Linked DNA regions of Homo sapiens: region 2 is linked to region 1. A link is a contact called in ENCODE Hi-C or POLR2A ChIA-PET data. All regions are on one chromosome and are shown on one strand. Each heading gives the region's core, a stretch centred on a gene start or an enhancer-like site at or near the end of the contact. The rest is flanking DNA. Distances are from core to core; before and after follow the strand shown. Region 1 has its middle 120 kb from the start of LINC01948. Region 2 has its middle 32 kb from the start of C5orf67.

Region 1 (2,758 bases), core at 134-2,633:
GCAAATGTATACAGAGAAAATTATGATAATGCAAATAAAGCCCTTTAATTTATGTTGCATGAAAGAAGTTTAAAGTAGGAGTAAGTAAGCATGAGTCTATGTTAATAGAATAGCCACCATAAATAGGAATATTTATCCATTGTTTACAAATCCATAGAATTATTAGATGAAAACTATACCATTCTAAATATGTAGGACTCTTTATCATCCACTTACAAAAGTAATGGCTTTAGTATCTATTGTTTACTTATGTCTCTACCATTCCAGAAATTGAGTAGAGCAGGTAGCGCAGAGGGAGGGAGAAGCAGCTTCAGAGGTCAAGTCTTAATAGACAGGCCCTGGACCTTGACCTTTGGACACCCTAACTGGGCCTCTTCTACCAAACCAGACCATGAGTTGCCCCCAAACCAATTCTTCTGAAGTAACCAAATGTATCAATGAATGAATATTAAAATGAAACTTGAACAAGCCTCAAGTGCAAAGGGGACTAAGAATGGAGTCTGGTAGGGAGAGGCACCCCAAAATGAGAGTGGTGCAGAAAGAAAATTAAAACAATTCTGAAAATGGGTTTCTTTCATTTCCGAGTTTTGCTTCTGTCAATCCTTGGGGACCAGGAGAATATGGCAGCACAGGTGCTTGAGAACAGGTTGTGCTGCGATTTAGAAAACCTATTGACTTTAGAGAAGTTACATAGCCTCCCTGGGCTTCTGGAACCTCATCTGTAAAAGGAAGAGGTTGGATTCAAAGATGTCTTTTCTGCTCTAATATGTTCTGGTTTCACCAAGCAAGTCTTTGCCTGGCATCTAGAAAAGATCCTCAGCCCAAACAAAGCAACATCATCCAGAAGGAAAATGCCCTTCAGGTCTGTTTCAGGACTTCAGTGTTCACCACGATGGTGAGTGACAGCCTTTCTTGGCCACCAGCTGTCTGGAGCGACCCAGAGGAGTGGCAGGCATTGCCCTCAGCGGGGCAAGTGAGGAGGAGCTGCAGAGGCAGAGGAGAGACAGCAGGGTGGAAAGTGACTCAGGAATGAGACTGCTCTCCCCATTCGACTCTCAGTCCAAAAAACCACACTCCTATTGTGAAAATTAGACCTTTGAGCAGCGTTCCATGTGTTTATTCTACTTGTATCAAAGAGGCTTTCATCTCCCTAGAGCAAATTATTAACACATTCCACCAAAGTTGTGAGGGTGGAGGCCTGGCCTTGGAGAAAAAATAATCACCATCATAATAAAGAGTTGCCCGAAACGTGAACTTAAGAAAAACTAACATAAAAGCCCCCACTTTTAATGATAGTGGTTGGAAAGGCGCCAAGGTCCTTGTGCCCAGGGGAGCATGGTTGGCTGACTCCTTGTCCGTGGGCTGACCCTTCTGTGTCCAGGAATTTTCCATGAGCAGGCCGTAGTGTGGGAGGTGGGGACTTTTGCAGGTTCAGCAGGTTGAGGCACTCACAGCCAGTTGCCCTTAGCCTTAACTGGAGACCAGATTTTGTTGGCTGAGTGAGCAGTGGCTCTCGATTCCAGGCAATAAATCTTTGCTTCTCAAGATCATTTGGTTGGGAAGAGGAGGGAGAAAAATAGAGAGGAGAGAAAGAGGGAGAGAGAGGAGAGAGAGCGAGAGAGAGAGAGAGAAAGAGAGAGCAAGAACAAGAGCCAACTCTCAGATACAGCCAAGAGGAGCAACAGATATAAAGTAAGCCCAACAATATTTCAGTTTCATGAATGGATTATTCCCTAAAGGGCTGTGAGGAATAGTTTCTAGATAGAGATTATGCCATTTTCTAAAGCAAGTTCACTTGATTTACAGGAATCCTTCGATGCTTAGGCACCTCCTTTGAGATACAGTTAGACTATATGAGTAAAGGGCCCAGTCCAAAAGAGATAATAGAGAATACAGGGAATTATTTACTGCTGCTGAAAACAGGACCCCGGGTTCAGACTTTGCTTTTGTTTGCTTTTTAAAAAATGTTTCCAAGTAACTCCAAAATACATGATACCTCAAGTCTCACGTGATTGTAACAACCAAGATTCATGAATAGCCATGAATGTGTTGTTTGTCATTAACATCAGTTTTCTCCCTTTGGGGCTAAAGAAGGAGCAGAAAGAACAGAGAAATCAGAATGCGAGTGGGACTTGTACTTCATAAAACAGCCAGAGGATCCTCCTATAAAACTGCATGGGATTTTTGGCTTTGTCATCTGGGAAATTGAGAATTTGCCTGTGATGTGAGGAGTGACTGCTGACATCAGTGGAGATGGATGAATACGTTTTGTATTACACCAATAATTAGAAGGGATCTCAAAAATCCCACCATTTCACCAGTTTCATACATAAATTTTTAAACTTTGGCTAGCAGTGATGAGTACCATTTGCTTAGCACTTGACTGCTTCAGAATGCCTTTCACAACGATATCTGTGCTATTTCTTTTATATTTTCAACTTTTAAAAACATTTTAATTGAGATATAATTCACATACCATAAAAGTCACCAATTTAAAGTGTACAGTTCCATGGTTTTTAGTATATTTGTGGTGTAACCACAACTACAATCTAATTCCAGAACATTTACATCACCCCCAAAAGAAAAGCCCTTTCCATTAACAGTCATTCCCGATGCCTGTCCAACCCTCAGCCCTTTCTAGGCAACCGCTAATCTACTTTCTGTTTCTATATATTTGCCTATTGTGGACTTTTTATATAGATGGAATCATACAGCTGTGGTCTTTTGGGTCTGTCTTTTGCTTAGGATAATGTTTTCA
Region 2 (2,758 bases), core at 139-2,638, 280 kb after region 1:
CTCGAAACAACATGCTAATTTAATTTCAGCCAGCAAGACCTCTTTCCAAGTTCCCACCCCACCACCCAAAAAATAGGGTAGCAGGGCTGCCCTGAACATTGAAGCCTCTTGGGGAATTCCCTGACATATCCCAAGGAAAAAGGGTATTGATGCCCAGTTTCAACAGACCTTTCTCACATTCCTGATTCAGAAATCTTACCTAATGTGTATTAGGGTTCTACTGAAATCGGTCTCAAACACCTTATCCAGCAACGTTTGAGAAATCTCTGTGCTACTTGTCCTGCCCACCCCAACCTCAAGCCTTGTCTTCCAGAATGGCTCCACAAAGAGGAGAGAACAGAGACGGATCACCACCAGAGCCTGAGAAGAGGGCCTGTGAAAACTGCCCTCCTTCCAATCAAAAAGGATTTTTTTTTCCTGACTGCTATGTGAATAGAACGTTAAAAACTTGAACTTTGAGCTGTGATCCAATACCTGAAATTCCTTTCATTCCACAATTAAAGATAAGGCTTTCAGTGAAAACACAGCAGGAATGAGCATTCCCCAGACTCTTTAATGCCCAGGAAGAGATAAATGACTGACGTGGGCCATTTCTTAGAGATGGCTTTGGAGGAGGAGGAGGGAAAGGAGAGGTCAAGTGTACTAAAGGAAGAGTGAGCACAGGAAAATGAAAGGCTAGAGGCTTTGAAGAGAATCTCTGCCCACTTCACCATCTGCCCTGAACAATGCCAGATCTAATTGCTTCCAGAACTGCTCCTCACTTTAAAAAACAAAAATCTCCTTTGACCACAAAGCCAACTGCTACAGGTTTTTAAGTGGACAAGGATGTCTTTGGGTGGCATCTACCCAGATGAAGATGAATAGGAAATAGATCCTTATCCAGGTATATTAGAAAGCGACTTCAAAACATGTAATAAATTTGTGCTATCAATCATTATATTACCTCATGAGGTAATATATATGAATATAGCCTTTTCAACTGGGGAGTTCAAAGTGAAAAAGGAACCATAGATTTGTAGAAAACAGCAAAATCAGCTTCCCAAGCACTCAGCAGAGTATCATATGTAATAGAAATCACACACACACACAAAAAGATAAAATCGATACACAGGTTAAAGGAATTTCCAGATTGGTATGATTGTTTCCATAAGTGAAAAAGTGGAATTAAGGATGATATTGAGAATGTGGTAGAATGCAGTCCCTTTTTATTTTCTGAGGAGGTGGGGTGGGAAGCCATTGAGAAAGGCAGAGAAAAAGAATGAGGATTGTGCTCCTGTTTACACACAGCCTGGGTTAATGTGTAATTGACAAGATTAATGGCTGCATAATAATTGCCTCTATTGTTTACTGTCTGGATGGTGGCCAGCCACCTTCCCGCTCTGCCCACCAATGGGTTTGGGTTTGTAAGGAATGCAGTCAGTGGCTGATAGGGTCTGTGTGCCAGGTGTAACCTTGCTAAAGAAGACATTCAAGAATCATACAGGGAGACCTGGTGAGGTTTTGCCATGGCAGGGCATGCCTTCTTCTTGTTGTAAATAGTCTAACTTCAAATCTGCTAGGTGAGCTGTATCAGAACAGGGCCAGGCTTGGCCTGACCTAACTGCTCCACCTGAGAAAGACAAAGAAAATAAAACCTCAGGATGTAGAGAAAGGTCTCATTTCTGTCCTGGCCATACTGTGAACCAAAAAGCAGAGTGTTCCTCTGTGCCATTCCTCGCACTGTCCCGGGCTGTGCTGGGAAGTGCCCACCTTTCCCCCACAGGGATGCACAAATACCTTCCTCCCCACTCTTCCCTGATCTGCTTTCTAAGCTCTTGCCTCTTGTGCACTGTGAGACAAGCAAACAGACCAAGACTCTGGGTCATGAACCCCAGACAGGATTTCCATGGAAAGGTACCATGCGTCCAACCCTTCTCCTGCTGATCTTGTCTTGTCTTGCCTCTCACAGGGACCAGCATGGTTTTATGTACAAAAACAAGAGCTACGTAATTCTCACGTGGCCTTGTTCTCAACTGGGTCACAAGTGTTCTTCTTGATTACCTCAACCTTTGTGGTTTTCCATTCCCTAACAAATCAATTTTAGAGTCTTGACGTCTGAAGAGGCCCTCCTAGGGCTGGTACTAGTCTACCTTTCCTGTCTTCCCTTCCAGCCCAGCTTAGACTGCTTTACTGTGCAGCTCTATTCCTCCTTCCTTCCACCTAGAAGGTCTCCCTGCTACCCACTCTCTCTCAGTATATTCAAATCTAATCCCTCTGGTGCAGACTCCATAGTGTCTCCCTATTATACACTCTCACATCCTTTGTGCTTTTCCTTCATAACACTTACCCCTCCTGTCATTAAGTAATGATTTGTGCAGTCATCAGTGGGGTGGCTCTCTCCCTTGCTAGACAGTAAGTTCCTAAAGACAAAAACTGCACATGCTGTGTTCTGTGATACCTCTCTAAAAGAGGGTCTTTAGTATGTGCTTAAATCAGTTGTCAAGTTAATAACTATATGAATACATGCAAAGACAAGTTCAAAATTTTCACTTCCTTGGTGAGCTCAACCTTCAGCCTCTCCAGCTGGGTATATTCTTGTTAGTCCATCTGAAGTAACAGGGGAACTTTGTGCTTCCCTGGCACTATCATTTCCCTGTTTTATTATCAGTATCTGGGCTTAGTCTTATCTCTCGTGCTTCTCTAAGCCTCCTTGAGAGCAGGGACTCTCATTCATTCTGTGTGTGGCTCACAACTCCGAACACAAAATTTTATGTAGCTG

What was found. A loop is a pair of places that touch in the nucleus more often than their neighbours do. ChIA-PET counts read pairs that join two places held with the same protein, here RNA polymerase II (POLR2A). Pooled maps may share reads with other maps.
Region 2: a loop to region 1 is called in a map of PC-9, with 2.5 times the contacts of the local background. The contact joins two enhancer-like sites. A Hi-C loop is called at or near these places in 4 of 168 maps with a recorded cell type or tissue (Caco-2, Calu3, HepG2 and 1 more) and 2 of 50 pooled maps. POLR2A ChIA-PET finds 5 or more read pairs at or near these places in 3 of 52 experiments (B cell, Caco-2 and Panc1).

The regions. Positions count from the first base shown.
Region 1 is chr5:56,357,913-56,360,670 of GRCh38, forward strand. No RefSeq gene overlaps it. Among named protein-coding and RNA genes, the nearest start is that of LINC01948, 120 kb to the right of the region's middle. RefSeq lists an enhancer at 1,090-1,234 and a cis regulatory region at 1,156-1,169. Within about 2 kb of position 1,384, at least 14 of the 41 ENCODE cell types and tissues checked have a DNase peak (open chromatin) inside an H3K27ac peak, as active enhancers do; they include PC-9, where a contact is called at or near this core.
Region 2 is chr5:56,637,048-56,639,805 of GRCh38, forward strand. No RefSeq gene overlaps it. Among named protein-coding and RNA genes, the nearest start is that of C5orf67, 32 kb to the left of the region's middle. RefSeq lists enhancers at 238-807, 415-709. Within about 2 kb of position 1,389, at least 7 of the 41 ENCODE cell types and tissues checked have a DNase peak (open chromatin) inside an H3K27ac peak, as active enhancers do; they include PC-9, where a contact is called at or near this core.